2 separate regions of the Homo sapiens genome follow, and region 2 is linked to region 1. Evidence: read pairs that join two places in POLR2A ChIA-PET (ENCODE). Cell type or tissue: PC-9. All regions are shown on one strand.

Region 1 (8,000 bases):
CTTGTGAAGGTGCCTCGCCACTCACTTTCCATACCAGCAAAGGGATAGCAACCTTATAAATGGAGAGGAGATGGCACCAAGAAAGAGTCTATACAAACAAACCTTATTAACTAGTCTTTATCTGTCATAAGTTTCCCCATATATTTGCCTTCCTACAATTTGTCACCCTAGGAGCTCAAAGTCCTTTTCCTTTGTTTTATCACTTCTCTACAGAAGTATTGTTCCTTATTAACATGCTAATAAACCCCAAGTCCCAAGTTTTTGTTTTTCTGAGACAGGGTCTCACTTTCTCACCAAGGCTGGAGTGTAGTGGCACAATAGTGGCTCATTGCAGCCTTGGCTTTCCAGGCTCAAGTGATCCTCCCACTTCAGCCTCCTGGTTAGCTCAGACTACAGGTGTGTGCCACCATGATTAATTATTGTTGTTATTATTATAATTATTTATAGAGACAAGGTTTTTGCCATGTTGCTCAGGCTGGTCTTGAACTCCTGGGCTCAAGCCATCTGCCTGCCTTGGCGTCCCAAAGTCCTGGGATTATAGGTGTGAGCTACTGTGCCTGGCCTCAGCCCCAAGTACTAACCACTCCTTTGAGTTAGTCATTACTGAGTTTCTCCCATGTGTGTGCATACTACATGTGTTAATAAAGTTCTGTTTATGTTTATCTTGCTAACCTGTATTGTCTCAGACTTATTTGCAGGGCCCCAGGCAGAGAACCTAGGAGGATAGAGGGAATAAGTTTTTCTTCTCTATGGGTGATTCATCCAAAAGAAATGTGAGAAATCATGCATTATTAACTAGTTAAATCGGAAGAGTTTCTTTTCTCTTATTCCATTTTATGGACTACTTTATAACTCAGAAATGTTTTCTGTGAAGTGTTCTGTTGGGTACATGCTTATAATCCCAGCTACTCAGTAGGCTGAGGTAGGAGATCCCTTGAGCCCAGGAGTTCAAGATCAGCCTGGGTAACACAGCAAGACGCCATTTCAAAAGAAGAATGTTCTGTGATTGTTCTGTGATTTATTACTGAATCGCAACAACAATAAAAAAAGTATTTGGGATTTGGGGAGGAAGAGGAGGAAAAGCTCACTGAAATGAGTGATGCTTTTAGGGCTTCAAAAATCCCTAGAATCTCTTTTTTCATTTCACCAAGTAGTGTTCTAGAAGAATCATTTTACCTGATATTGATGAACATTCTATTCTGAAAGAATATCCTGAAAAAAGGACCAGGGCAGAAATGATGGAAATTTTGAATGCAAGGATTTTTGAGGGGAAGCATGAAGGAAACATGAGGGATTTTTGATGGGGAAACTGAAGTACATGACCACTTGTTGTAGTGCCTTGTACACAGCATTTTGTTAAACATACCTAACTGTTTTAAGTGAAACTTGGTTTGCTCATTAAGATAACATATTTTGCTGGGCACGGTGGCTCACACCTGTAATCCCAGCACTTTGGGAGGCCGAGACGGGTAGATCATGAGGTCAGGAGTTGAAGACCAGCCTGGCCAACATGGTGAAACCCCATCTCTACTCAAAATACAAAAGTTAGCCGGGCATGGTGGCACATGCTTGTAATTCCAGCTACTCGTGGGGCTGAGGCAGCAGAATGGCTTGAACCTGGGAGGCGGAGGTTGCAATGAGCTGAGATCACGCCACTGCATTCCAGCCTGGGCAACAGAGCGAGACTCTGTCTCAAAAAAAAAAAATCATATTTTAATTATTACATTTAATACATAGTATATATGATTTTAACTTCTTTTTGTGAGCATCAGAGCCAAACCATACAGTTCCAAAATCATTTTGATTAATTTTTACTTATTTTTACTGGAATCTTTTTGGGCAAGTCCTGTTTCTGGTTTATGTAAGAAAAAATGCTTCAGCTAGTACTTTTCAAGACCAAGTTAGTTGAGTGGAAACATCTTCCCTACCCTTTAAAAAGTCAACTAGAAAAAAATCCTATAACCTAAGAAGTCACTGAATTCTTCATTCACATTTAAGAGCAATTCAGGATGTTCCCTTGTTCTTAAATGTGAAATGTCTATGGCAGTGCTGTACATAGCAGTAGCACAGTCCTATCAAACAAAATTTAATGCAGAACACCAGTATATATACAAGGTAAAAATGGAGCTGAGGGGAGTGTGTGTGTGTCTAAATGTGCGTGGTGTTGGGGGGGTGTGTGTGTGTGGTGTGTGGGATGTGTGTGTAGGGGGTGTGTGTGTGGTGTGTCTGTGGGTGTGTGCAGGAGGGTGTGGGGGGTGTGATGTGTGGGGGTGTATGTGGTGGTGTGTGGGCGTGTAGTGTGGAGTGGGAGTGTGGGTGTGTGGGGGGGTGTGTGGGGAGTGTGTGTGTGGTGTGGGGTATGGGGAGGTGTGGGGGGATGTGTGTGTGTGTGTGGGGTGTGGTGTGTGGTGTGTGGGTGTGGGTGTGTGTGTGTGTTTAGGGATACAGTATGAAAGGCCCAGAACCTTTTCCTTCTTATGGCCTCCCTCTTCCAGCTGAACCTATCCTCATCCTAGGCAGTACATCAAACATTTACTCCAGAACTTTAGGACCTGAAATTTATTTGTATATACGTAATATTCTATGCTTATGATCATTTTACATTAAGATCTTTACTTTGCATAGTTTTTTGTTTTTGTTTTTAGAGATGGGGTTCCACTATGTTGCCCAGGTTAGAGTGTAGTGGCTGTTCACAGGCAGGAACGTAGCACATTAGAGCCTGGAACTCCTGAGCTCAAAGGATCCTCCCACCTCAGCCTCTGGAGTAGCTGGGAATACAGGCACACACTACTGTTCCTAGCTCTACTTTATTTAGTTTGTTAAGAAATCATTTTAGCACTTTGGGAGGCCGAGGCAGGCGGATCACAAGGTCAGGAGATCGAGACCATCCTGGCTAACACGGTGAAACCCCATCTCTACTAAAAATACAAAAAAAAAAAAAAAAAATAGCTGGGTGTGGTGGCGGGCGCTTGTAGTCCCAGCTACTCGGGAGGCTGAGACAGGAGAATGATGTGAACCCGGGAGGCAGAGCTTGCAGCTGAGATGCTGCCACTGCACTCCAGCCTGGGTGACAGAGCGACAATCCGTTTCAAACAAAAAAAAAAAGAAATCATTTTTGGAAGAGATAAAAGGCTTGACAGCAATATATAAATATTTCATTTAAAATAACTTGTTAAATAATACTTAAATGTTAAATTTCTTAAAATTCTTGTTTTTCTGAGATTTTGGAAAAACAAAACCAAATAATATATTGTTAAGGGAGGCAGAATCTCCCTTCCTATTTCTTTAAGCTCATTTTCATAATTAATCTATTTATTTAGGCCTACAGACATACATCAATAAATATGTTTCTATTTGGTTATTTGTAGATATGTAACTCTTATTTGTCAGAGTAGAAAACTAAGACTCACAAAATACATGCTCTGGCTCTCTTAGCCTTGTTTCTCTTTGTACCATGCTATAATTTGTATGGAGAAACCAGCCTGGTACTTAAGAGAGCAACTACAGAACCACAGAATCAAGATGCTGAATATGGATTAGTTAATTGTTAGGATAAAGTTAAGAGACTGTCCCTATGGTGATTTGGTCATTTTGCCTTCATTTGGCTACAACTGATTATTTATTCACAACAAGTAAACTAATATAACACATTAGCACTAAGATTGTAAAATTTTGAACTATGGATAATTTTTATATTACTGGGGAAGGATTAATTTGACCAGAGATTTATCAGAACAATGTTTTCAACTATTAGCTGAGTGTTTATCAAGGTCTGTGGCATACAAAAGTTATTTTTGCTTTGAGAATTTCAATTCTAATAGTTCTTTAAATGTATACTCTTAATACGTGTTAGGTTTTTATTATTTATCATATTGCTTGTTTACAAAAATCTTCCTTTTAATCATGGCCAGCCTTCCCAGAATCCTGAAATGCTTCTTGTATTTGCATTGCAAAGAGTCATTATTATTGCATAAACACTTCAACTTGAGGGTGTGTCATTTCTTGGTTGCTTGGTCTTTGGCTCTTCTGTCCATACTCTATCATTTTACCCTAATACCTCTCTTCTGTAGCGGTTTCAGTCATCTAATAAGGATTGGAACATCCCACTTTAAATCCAAGTATAAGATCTATTCTCGTTGTTAGAAAGCAAGAGTGAATAAAGGTCAGCTGTTCAGATGACTGGCTGTCTGATTTTTTTCTGTGAGCGTCACATGTTAGGAAAAGCTAGTTCATCTCTCTGTGGCTTAGGATTCAACAGCATAAGCTGTCAGACTAACACTGATTGAAGGTAGACTGGGAGGGGGAAGCGCATCTGTCCAATGGCTCGCCATTGGCTTCTTATTACAGCATTCTCCCCTGAGACACACTCTGCATGCTCATTCACCTACCTCCTCCTCTTCCCTCCCCTTCCTTCCCTACCCCTTCATTACTGATTCACAGCGAGAGGCAGCAGCAGCAGCAGTAGCAGCAGCAGCAGCAACAACAGCGCTGCTTGTCACGAATCGAGGATTGCAATGAGCTCATCGTTTTCTCCTTGCAGCTTCACAACTGCCCTGGCTTCCTGGCTACTGCTGCTGCTGTCTTCTCACACATAGACACGCACACACACCCTTTCTCGCACACACACACACACACACACACACACACACACACACACACACACACACTCTCACACATTCTCACATGCTAGACCCTTCTAAGCAGCTTGTCCGTTTTTACACATGTATCTGAACTCTCCTGCATCACTCTTGGCCATTTTCTCGCATTCGATTGCTTTTGCCGTTTTTTATTTAGATCAGTACTTGATTTCATTTTCATTTTCCAGTCTACTTTGGGGTTCTCGCAGTGGATAATTTAGCCAAAATGTTTTTCTTGTGGAGACATTAGCTGACAATTCCCACCACAGACTGGCTTGTACGTCCTCCCAGGGAGACCTAAACCTGGCTCCCCTCCCACCGCAGTTCTTAATATTGTGGATAAGAGATCCATCTTTCTCATTCTGGATACCTACTTAGTGCTCATGGAAGAAGGGGTGCCCTGCCCAGCCCCAGCTGCTAAGCTCACACCTCCTGTCAAAAAGTCCCAGGACATGCACGACGAGAGGAGCAAGCTGGTGAATGAGTATGCGTGTCGAGTGCTGGAACTTCTGGGGATGGGGCATCGTCTGTTTGTGCCTCGGCTTCTGGCGGTGAGATTGTTTTTCATTGAACTTCATTTGTAGGGAATCTGCTATCCTCTGTGAAAATTCCTTGTATCTCTGAAAGAGGCTTGTTGTCTCTGGTTTTCTTCTCCTTCTCCCCATTCTGCCGAGAAGGAAATGCTGAGTGGCCACTGTTGTGCAGCTCATTTGGAGCCTGGTCCACACCACCCCTTAATTGGTTAGAGGAGATCATGGCTCTTTTCTCAGAGCCCAGGGTCACATTAGTGGCATTATCTCTGTGGCAGCAAAAAAATGGTTTTCTGCCTGGCTAGGCTCAGCAATAAAGCAGAATACCCAAGTGCTTGATGTAGGCATTCTGTTATGTATATCTCCAAAGGGTTAAATTTTACAACAGACATAGCAACTTATCTAGACTGTGTGTGGTTTGCTTTCTAACCTCCCCATTAGATTGCCAATTTGATTGTTGTTTTGTTTTGTTTTTTGATAGAGAATTTTACCACCTAAAAATACTTTGGTAGGAAATTTTAGGTTTCTCTCCTAGAATGATTGAACTGTTTATCTGTGAAACAGCTTAAAGCTGCTGGCTTCTGTGCTGTGAATCTGGGAAGTCTGACTTGCTTGTTATTTGATTTCCTGAATAAGAGAAAAATCACCCTTCCTCATTTCCTACCAAGGGTTAAAATTAAATACCCACAATCGCTGTTGCAGGCTTGAGAACTATACCTAGCAACTATTCTATAAGGTAATTGGTTTACAGTAGTCCTATACCATTATGTGGTAATGGAATAAGAATAATTTAGCCTTGTCTGTTTTATAGAATGGAGTTTAATACCATTTTAGACTATTTCCTCACTATGGTTCTCTCATATTAGAGTCTTTTCAGTACAGTATTTACATGACTGAATTTAACTCTTTTCTCTCCTATATCTCCCTTCACTATAATTCATCTCTATTTATACTTATCTTTACAATTACTAGTTCAGTCTTTATGTATGTATTTACATGCAAATATAATCTCTTCTGTACAATCATAACAGACATGTTAGATAGCCATGTAAATAAGAAATTTCCCATCCTAAGGAAAGTCTATTTGTCATTCCAAAACAAAGTTTGATGCAGTGACTAGCATACAATTATAGGGGGGATATTTTTGAGAAATGTAGTTCCTTTGTCATTTAAAGAAGAAATAAAAAGAGCTGAAGACATGTGTTTTAATGTCCAGGTGAAGTCATTACTTCCCTGAACCTCATCTTTTTCTTAAAGGAGAAAACTAAGGATTCATGATTCTATTTAGAAAGGAGTTTTGTTTTGTTTTGTTTTGTTTTGTAAGTGAAATGAGAAGCATTTTATTTCAGGAGTTTTGATATTGTGAAGTGCTAAACTATATTTCAACAAATTCTCTACATCTCTGAGGAATCAGGCTTGGTCTAATATATTTCTGCATCCTAAAGACTACTCAACTTTGTGACTCAAAGGCTTCCAATGGTAACTTTCCAGTAATTTGGTGCCACCTCTCTTTGGCATTTACATTTTCAGTGTTTTGAAGGAAAACATAAATTGGTAATTAAGAATATTTTGCATACTCAACTCTGCATTAGGGATGAATTTAAACTGCCTCTAGTCTGAAAAAATTAATTAGCAATAAAATCCACAGGGAGTTGGGTTCTCAAGCTTGAGCTCTTTGGAGGTCATGTATATCTGTGTATTGCAATTGTACCAACTCTGGTTGGTTGCCAAATTAGGCATCTGAAGTAGTGCATCTCTCAGGTGGTCTTGAGACCTTACTTAGGCTCTATCAGTTAGAGCCTAAGTAATAATGCCACCTGCATTATGTGTGAAAAGCATATGCTAGGCCAGATGCAGTGGCTCAAGCCTGTATACCCAGCACTTTGGGAGGCTGAGGCGGGCAGATCACCTGAGGTTGGGAGTTTGAGACCAGCCTGACCAACAATGGAGAAACCCCATCTCTACTAAAAATACAAAATTAGCCGGGCGTGGTGGCACGTGCCTTTAATCCCAGTTATTTGGGAGGCTGAGACAGGAGAATTGCTTGAATCCGGGAGGCAGAGATTGCGGTGAGCTGAGATCGTGCCATTGCACTCCAGCCTGGGCAATAAGAGCTAAACTCCATCTCAAAAAGAAAAAGAAAAGCATACGCTGATTTATCTTGGGGGCCACTTGAAAATCTCTGGCTTTGTTTTACACAGTTGCACTTGAAAAATTATTGGTAATACGAGGGTACTCTACATTTTGGGAAATTACAAGTTCTTTAATTAGCAATATGGCTGTTAGTTGGGCTCTGCTATTCAGTAAGTTACTGCTCAAAGTTTAGCATGTGTACCAGGGGGAAATTGTTCAGCCTTGTGTTATTGAACTGGCTAATGATGTGGGATCAATGGCTAATCTGCACAGGACACTCCTAAGAGGAATCCTGCCACATGCAGTATTGCAATCTTTTCATTTCTAGTCAAGAGGAAGTACTAAAGTGTAAAACATCTCTTTACCTTTTTAGTCATGTTTCAAACATGAATGCTTGTGGGTTAAGCACATACAAGTACTTTATTTTACTTTTAAGATCCCATTATTTTTTTTTCATCATAAAACCAGTCATTTTTCAAAAAAATCAAATAAATGAAGATTTACCAAGATAGTGTTGTGGATTTGGTCTCTGAGCCTTATTACTTATTGTTCCCTGATTCACAGAGGGATCGTCAAACTACTAGAACTCTAGGTTTCTTTAACCTTCAGTTGGAAGGAGGTTACTGATATAATAGAGGATGCACATTTGGAATTTTTGCTTGTTACCCTTCAAAGGTACACCCAGTTAAGGACAATTTTC
Region 2 (8,000 bases), 96 kb after region 1:
ATTAAATTCCTAGGAGTGGAACTGCTGGGTTGAAGGATACATTCATTTGTAATTTTGATAGATAAGGCCAAATTGTTTTCCTTAAAGGTTATATTAGTTAATATAACTACCAGCAGTGTATATCTGTGCCTATTTAAAGGTGGAAACTTTTGAACAGGAATCTAAGAAAAAATAGGAATTTATCAGATTGTCAGGGGACGGGAAAGATGTTCCAGGCAGAAGGAATAGCACTTTGAGAGGCACGGGATAGAAAGATGGCACAAGAGGATTTTTAACTTATTCCATCTGGCTAAAATGTAGGGGGTAGGCCAGGAAATAGAGAGTGGGAGTTGATCATGATAGGTTGTGTATGTAATGCTGAGTAACTGATATTTTAAATTCTATAAATGAAGGTTTTGAGTAGGGAAATGATATAATAAGGTTGATTAATGTATTTTATTAAAAGAATAGCTATTTGTGTGTATTTATTTAAATTGAAGTTTGCCAAAAAGGTGTAGTCCCTAAAGATTTTTCTTGCTTTTTTTGTTTGTTTATTTGGAGACAGGGTCTTACTCTGTTGCCCAGGCTCGTGTGCAGTGGTGATCAGATCATAGCTCACTGCAGCCTTGAAATTCCAGGTTTGATCCTCCCACCTCACCCTCCCAAGTAGCTGGTACTACAGGCACATGCCACCATGCCTGGCTAATTTTTAAAACATTTTTTGTAGAGATAGGGTCTCGCTATGTTGCTCAGGCTGGTCTTGAACGCCTGGCTTCAAGCAATCCTCCAGCCTCAGCCTCCCAAAGTGCTGGGATTATAGGTGTGAGCCACCACACTCAGCCTTTTCTTGGATTTAAATGAGGTTTTCTTTTTACTAAGGATTCAAATAATATGTTGACTATAGAAAATTTTGAAAACACATAGAAATAAAAACTGAAACACAGAAAGAAAATACAGAAGTTACTCATAAGTTTACTACTCTGAGGTAATCTCCCTATCCAAATAATTCCTGTTGTCTATAAAACAATAAAAGAAAATCAATATATGTATTAGGTGGGTTAGAAAATACAAAGTGGGCCACAGTCCGGGTGGGCATGGTGGCCGCAGCGGTAGCTGGAGCCTCTGCGACTACACCTCCAACCGGCCTGGAGCCCGTGGCTTCCCTGGCTCCTGCAAGCATCTCGCGTGGTGGCTCTGGCCAGCTCCAGCACTCGGGTTGGGCCGGATGACCAGAGGCCTGTAGCTACCAGCTGCCCTCTCCCGCCTGGGCTCAGCCGCCACCCGTGAGCGAACTCAGCCCGGGACACAGCACACTTATCAAGTGGGTCCCATTTTTAGCCACTTGCTATTTCAGCCATTGCTGAAAAGTCTAGTGGGAAGGAACCAACTGGAGAGTCAGAGGGAGAAATTAGTTTCTATTTCCAGCTCCACCACTATAATCCCTGGTTGAAGAAATATGAATATCAACACGAAATTGTTCATCAGCGTTATTTGTGCCAGCTTTTTCACCTTCCAGCTTCTTTTCTACTTTGTAAGTTACTGGTTTTCACAAAAGTTTCTCCAAGTTTCAATAGTCTTAGCTTTGAAAAGAAGATTGAATGGAACTCAAGGGTGGTATTTACATGCCATTCTTTGGTGGTTGGTGTTCTTGGCCTGTACATTTTCTTATTTGATGAGGCTGCTAAAGCTGATCCACTTTGGGATGGTCCATCACTTGCAAACGTGAATATTGCTATTGCTTCAGGCTACCTCATTTCTTTGTTTTCTTTCTTTTTTTTTTTTTTGTGATGGAGTTTTGCTCTTGTCGCCCAGGCTGGAGTGCAATGGCATGATCTTGACTCACTGCAACCTCCGCCTCCCAGGTTCAAGCGATTCTCCTGCCTCAACCTCTCGAGTAGCTGGGATTACAGGCGCCCGCCACCTCACCCAGCTAATTTTTTTTTTTTTTTTTTTTTTTTTGTATTTTTAGTAGAGACAGGGTTTCACCATATTGTCCTGGCCCCGAACTCTTGACCTCATGTGGTCTGCCAGCCTCAGCCTCCCAAAGTGCTGGGGTTACAGGCATGAGCCACCACGCCCAGCCAGGCTACCTCATTTCTGATTTGTCCATTATCATTTTGTATTGGAAAGTGATTGGTGACAAATTTTTTATAATACATCATTGTGCGGCCCTGTGTGCATACTGCTTTATACTGATATTAGTGAATAAGAAGTTTAATTTGGCATAATTTCTTCAAGAATCAGATATATCGAAACATCTCTCCAGACCACCCATTTGGAATCACGATATAAATAATTATAAATGTTTTAAAAACTGCTTCAGTTCTCTTGGCCACTGAAATCACAGGCTTAGCCTGGCTGTGCGTGGATTGGCAAGCTGAATGTTTAATTATGTGGGGTGACTATTATTTTCTCTTTGGACTTTTATGCCTTTAAAATAAAATAAAATAAAATAGAAAATACAAAGTGGTTTCCAAAGACAATCACTTGTTAAGAGATTCTTGTGATTCCTCCTAGGAAGAAAGAAAAAAACAAAAGTGATGCATATACCTGCATAAATTACAGCATAATTGTTAATGTAGAGCTGTACAACAAATATCTTCTCTTTAAATATACGAATGTCTTTTAAAGACAGAAAGAACTGTTTTATTTTCTTTGAGGGCCTCACTACAAGCCTTTTAGATAGATCCAGATAACATGTTCTACTTTCCCTCTTTGCAACACTTCGCTAGCAGGTACTTCCTAATCAGGATCTTGACAACTATCAGCCACATAGAATACTTGGAAGGAGGTTAACTTTTCATACTCAAAAGCTCTCTTCTGGAAGAATCCTAATATTATTAATAGCAAGTCTTCCACTTGTAGGGCCTGTTGGAACAGTTTGTGACAAATCCTTCCCAGACTGTTCTTTGAGTATACAAATTAATATCTCCAAGTCACTGATACTCTGAGCACATGCATCCTGCTGCTAGGGAAGTGCATTAAGGTACCTTCAAAACCTTTTTTCCTCTGTAATTACATCCTAAAAATTACACTGGAGGGTGGGCTGGGGTGGAGGGAAGGTCCCAGGTGCATTTACTGAGCTATCTGTCAAAGTCCACCAAGCTAGTAGATTGTGACCACAATTTTGATAATTTCGGATTCCATATCTGCAAGGCAGTGTTAAAACTACACAATACCTGATAAATGCTAGAATGAGGATAATTCCTCTAAATAGTTAACATTTAACCAGAAGCTCTACAGTGCTCTCCAACCTAACAGTCACACATTAATTTATTCCTTCATGTAAAAGAATCATTTTTATTGCTGCTGCCTGAAAGGTACAAATTGCTTGGGTGTAGGCTGCTCAGCTTCCTTCTTACTAAAGAGACAGGAAATATATCTTCCATTTAAAGTGTTAATGGCATCTATAAATGTGTAGTCCAATTTGTTATTGACTTGAACTCTTCAAAGATTTGAGAAACAAGGTTTAACTTTAGCACTCAAGATTGTTACACAAGAATTAAATGTTTTCAATGACTACCTTTTGTAGTGTTGGGAAGGGTGCAAAAAGGAAAGAGAAGGCTGGAAAATAAATATATTTTATCTAAGAGGGCATGACTGAGTTGGCTAAGCTTTCAATTTCATTTTTCTCTTAGGAAAGACTTTCACCTATTATGTTACAATGTGTGCTCACATTTCCTGATTATGGATCGAAATGGAGCTTGGAGCACTACATTTGGTGCAGGAGAGGACTGTCGAGACTAGAACCAAGTTGGGTTTTTTGTTGTTTTTGTTTGTTTGTTTTGTTTTGTTTTGTTTTGTGTGTGTGTTTTTGAGACAGTTGCTCTGTCGCCCTGGCTGTAGTGCAGTGACACGATCTTGACTCACTGCAACCTCCGCCTCCCAGGTTCAAGCCATTCTCCTGCCTCAGCCTCCCGAGTAGCTGAGATTACAGGTGCTCACCACCATGCCCAGATAATTTTTGTATTTTTAGTAGAGACGAGATTTCACCATGTTGGCCACGCTGGTCTCAAACTCCTGACCTCAAGTGATCTGCCCACCTCGGCCTCTTAAAGTGCTGGGATTACAGGCGTGAGCCACCGTGCCTGGCCCCAAGTTGTTTGTTAACAGACACCTGCCAAAAGACGAGGACTTCCTCTGAACCCTTATCAGGTCAAAACATGGTAGATATTCTACTAAAATTGGTCAAATAAGTAAATGAAATAAATGAATGAAAATTATTCATTCTTTCAAGTTTGTTTGGAGAAAATAATGGAAACCATTCAACTTGAGAATAAAGTGTTTAAAATATTTATAGGCTGTACAAATTTGAAGTGCTATTAGTATCCCACTATTAAGTGCCACTTGTTACATTCCCCTAGATAATCTAGAAGGGGCAAACAAATAAAAATAATTTAAGACAAAAGTAATAATTCCACCCAGGGTGAAATGGCATTCAGCCTATTCTAATTCTTTTTTTTTTTTTTTGCTTTTGGAAGTTTTTTTTTATTATTATACTTTAAGTTCTAGGGTACATGTGCACAACGTGCAGGTTTGTTACATATGTATACATGTGCCATGTTGATGTGCTGCAACCATTAACTTGTCGTTTACATTAGGTATATCTCCTAATGCTATCCCTCCCCACTCCCCCCACCCCATGACGGGCCCCAGTATGTGATGTTCCCCTTCCTGGGTCCAAGTGTTCTCATTGTTCAGTTCCCACCTATGAGTGAGAACATGCGGTGTTTGGTTTTTTGTCCTTGTGATAGTTTGCTGAGAATGATGGTTTCCAGCTTCATCCATGTCCCTATAAAGGACATGAACTCATCCTTTTTTGTGGCTGCATAGTATTCCATGGTATATATGTGCCACATTTTCTTAATCCAGTCTTTCATTGCTGGACATTTGGGTTGGTTCCAGGTCTTTGCTATTGTGAATAGTGCCACAGTAAACATATGTGTGCATGTGTCTTGATAGCAGCATAATTTCTAATCCTTTGGGTATATACCCAGTAATGGGATGTCTGGGTCAAATGGTATTTCTAGTTCTAGATCCTTGAGGAATCGCCTCATTGTCTTCCACAGTGGGTGAACTAGTTTCCAGTCCCACCAACAATGTAAAAGTGTTCCTATTTCTCCACATCCTCTCTAGCACCTGTTGTTTCCTGACTTTTTAATGATCGCCATTCTAACTGGTGTGAGATGGTATCTCATTGTGGTTTTGGTTTGCATTTCTCTGATGGCCAGTGATGATGAGCATTTTTTCATGTGTCTGTTGGCTGCATAAATGTCTTCTTTTGAGAAGTGTCTGTTCATATCCTTCACCCACTTTTTGATGGGGTTGTTTTTTTCTTGTAAATTTGTTTGAGTTCTTTGTAGATTCTGGATATTAGTCCTTTGTCAGATGAGTAGATTGTAAAAATTTTCTCCCATTCTGTGGGTTGCCTATTCACTCTGATGATAGTTTCTTCTGCTGTGCAGAAGCTCTTTAGTTTAATTAGATCCCATTTGTCAATTTTGGCTTTTGTTGCCATTGCTTTTGGTGTTTTAGACATGAAGTCGTTGCCCATGCCTATGTCCTGAATGGTATTGCCTAGGTTTTCTTCTAGGGTTTTTATGGTTTTATGTCTAACATTTAAGTCTTTAATCCATCTTGAATTAATTTTTGTATAAGGTATAAGGAAGGGATCCAGTTTTAGCTTTCTATGTATGGCTAGCCAGTTTTCCCAGCACCACTTATTAAATAGGGAATCCTTTCCCCATTTCTTGTTTTTGTCAGGTTTGTCAAAGATCAGATGGTTGTAGATGTGTGGTATTATTTCTGAGGGCTCTGTTCTGTTCCATTGGTCTATATCTCTGTTTTGGTACCAGTACCGTGCTGTTTTGGTTACTGTAGCCTTGTAGTATAGTTTGAAGTCAGGTAGCATGATGCCTCCAGCTTTGTTCTTTTGGCTTAGGATTGACTTGGCGATGCAAGCTCTTTTTTGGTTCTGTATGAACTTTAAAATAGTTTTTTCCAATTCTGTGAAGAAAGTCATTGGTAGCTTGATGGGGATGGCATTGAATCTGTAAATTACCTTGGGCAGTATGGCCATTTTCATGATATTGATTCTTCCTATCCATGAGCATGGAATGTTCTTCCATTTGTTTGTGTCCTCTTTTATTTTGTTGAGCAGTGATTTGTAGTTCTTGAAGAGGTCCTTCACATCCCTTGTAAGTTGGATTCCTAGGTATTTTATTCTCTTTGAAGCAATTGTGAATGGGAGTTCACTCATGATTTGGCTCTCTGTTTGTCTGTTATTGGTGTATAAGAATGCTTGTGATTTTTGCATATTGATTTTGTATCCTGAGACTTTGCTGAAGTTGCTTATTAGCTTGAGGAGATTTTGGGCTAAGACGAGCCTACTCTAATTCTTTAATCTATGTAGTAGTTGCTTATATATTAAACGTGTGAAAATCGTATGAAATCATTGTTAATTCATACTGAAATATTCACTTACCTCTGATCTATTTAAGCCAAGCTAATAGGTTTCAGCCTGTTTCTGACCTCAGGAGCCTGGACCCACCTATGCTAAGATAAAAGCCATGATGACTGTGGCAACAGTGTTGCTGACATTGTACTGACCACATTGCTGTAAGTGTCTCCATGGCACATCTGCTTCTGTAGATTCAGTCTTACTCTGCTTTTAGAGACTTTCCCATATAACACTAAAATGTACTTGCCTGTTAGTATGTTTGATATTCTTCAAAGGGAGAGAATTGGCCTGGCATGGTGGCTCACACCTGTAATCCCAGCACTTTGGGAGGCCGAGGCAGGCAGATCACCTGAGGTAAGAAGTTTGAGACCAGCCTGGACAACATAGTGAAACCCTGTCTCTAGTAAAAATTAGCCAGTTTGGTTGCAGGTGCCTGTAATCCCAGCTACTCGGGAGGCTGAGGCAGGAGAATCTCGAACCCGGGAAGTTGAGGTTGCCGTGAGCTGAGATCACATCACTGGACTCCAGCCTGGATGACAGAGTGAGACTCCATCTCAAAAAAAAAAAAAAAAAAGAAAAGGGAGATAATTAATTTCATTTCTTCATTCTCACTGACTTCAATGAGGAGATTTAGAATAGGAAAAGAAAATTAGTATACGAACAAGTTGAGACGAAACAGAACTGACATAAGAAGAACATAAAAAGCAGAGTCCATAAATCTTGCAGTATGGTAGCCTAGGTTTCATCTTAATAGCACTAATACAGACACAAAATAAAATGATAGTTTGATGAGGTAAGTACAGTTTTTCAGGCCTGTCTTACAGGTGGTAAATCTGAAGCACAGATTAAGTTACTTGTTCAAGGTCACAGTGCTGGAAAATGGTAAAGTCAGGATTTGAGCACAGGCTTTCTGGCTCTAGGGCTGTGCTCTTAATAATTATTCCAAATGCATGGCGTTTGTGCTTTGTACTCCCTTATTAGATGTTACATACAATATTCTTTTGTTTATATATCCCTTTGATGATCAGAATCTGAACTTTTCTAAACTGTAACAGTTTCTTAGGAAGGTGATAAGTTAGACGACAAATCTATAATTAGAGTTTCTTTTACTTTTGGAGCATGGATTTTGAAAGTGAATGATTAACGATGATTGACATTCTTATCAGATTTTTATTTACTTTCTTTTAACTATTTGGATAATAAAGTAATGATGCTTGCCTGAATAACAGCAGTTCTCTGTTGGGCTTTGTGCTTTATACATGGAAAGAGGGCCTTGGTCTATTGCAAGGATACTAAACAGTGACTGTATAGCATGTTAACAATGTTTTAATAAATATTTTTAGCAATTATGAGCTAACTTAAGCCTTTTTAAAATGGAATATTTATTATTTACTTTGTGCCTAGTAATGTGTTAGTGCTAAGACTAAAAGAGCAAAGCAAATGCCATTCCTGCCTTCAGAGTGCTTACAGTCTAGCAGGCAAGATTGATATTAAACACATATTCAAAAAAAGGGTATGAGTTTTTTAAAGAGAGGTAGTGCTAAATCCTCTGGGAACATCC

The links. Peaks named below come from ENCODE experiments on the same cell type or tissue, not always from the same donor. Only the 100,000 strongest peaks of a DNase experiment are listed, where the experiment ranks them.
Region 2: POLR2A ChIA-PET joins it to region 1 with 10 read pairs; 5 of 35 experiments call an interaction of 5 or more read pairs at or near these places.

Annotation. Positions count from the first base shown.
Region 1 is chr1:174,795,313-174,803,312 of GRCh38, forward strand. The region is part of intron 18 of RABGAP1L (RAB GTPase activating protein 1 like); the gene reads left to right. Among named protein-coding and RNA genes, the nearest start is that of RABGAP1L-AS1, 150 kb to the right of the region's middle. In PC-9, no CTCF peak of the experiment used is centred here; DNase peaks (open chromatin) are centred at 669, 4,069 and 4,409; H3K4me3 peaks cover 1,700 bases; H3K27ac peaks cover 3,114 bases.
Region 2 is chr1:174,890,984-174,898,983 of GRCh38, forward strand. All of the region lies in intron 19 of RABGAP1L (RAB GTPase activating protein 1 like), which reads left to right. Among named protein-coding and RNA genes, the nearest start is that of RABGAP1L-AS1, 59 kb to the right of the region's middle. In PC-9, no CTCF peak of the experiment used is centred here; no DNase peak of the experiment used is centred here.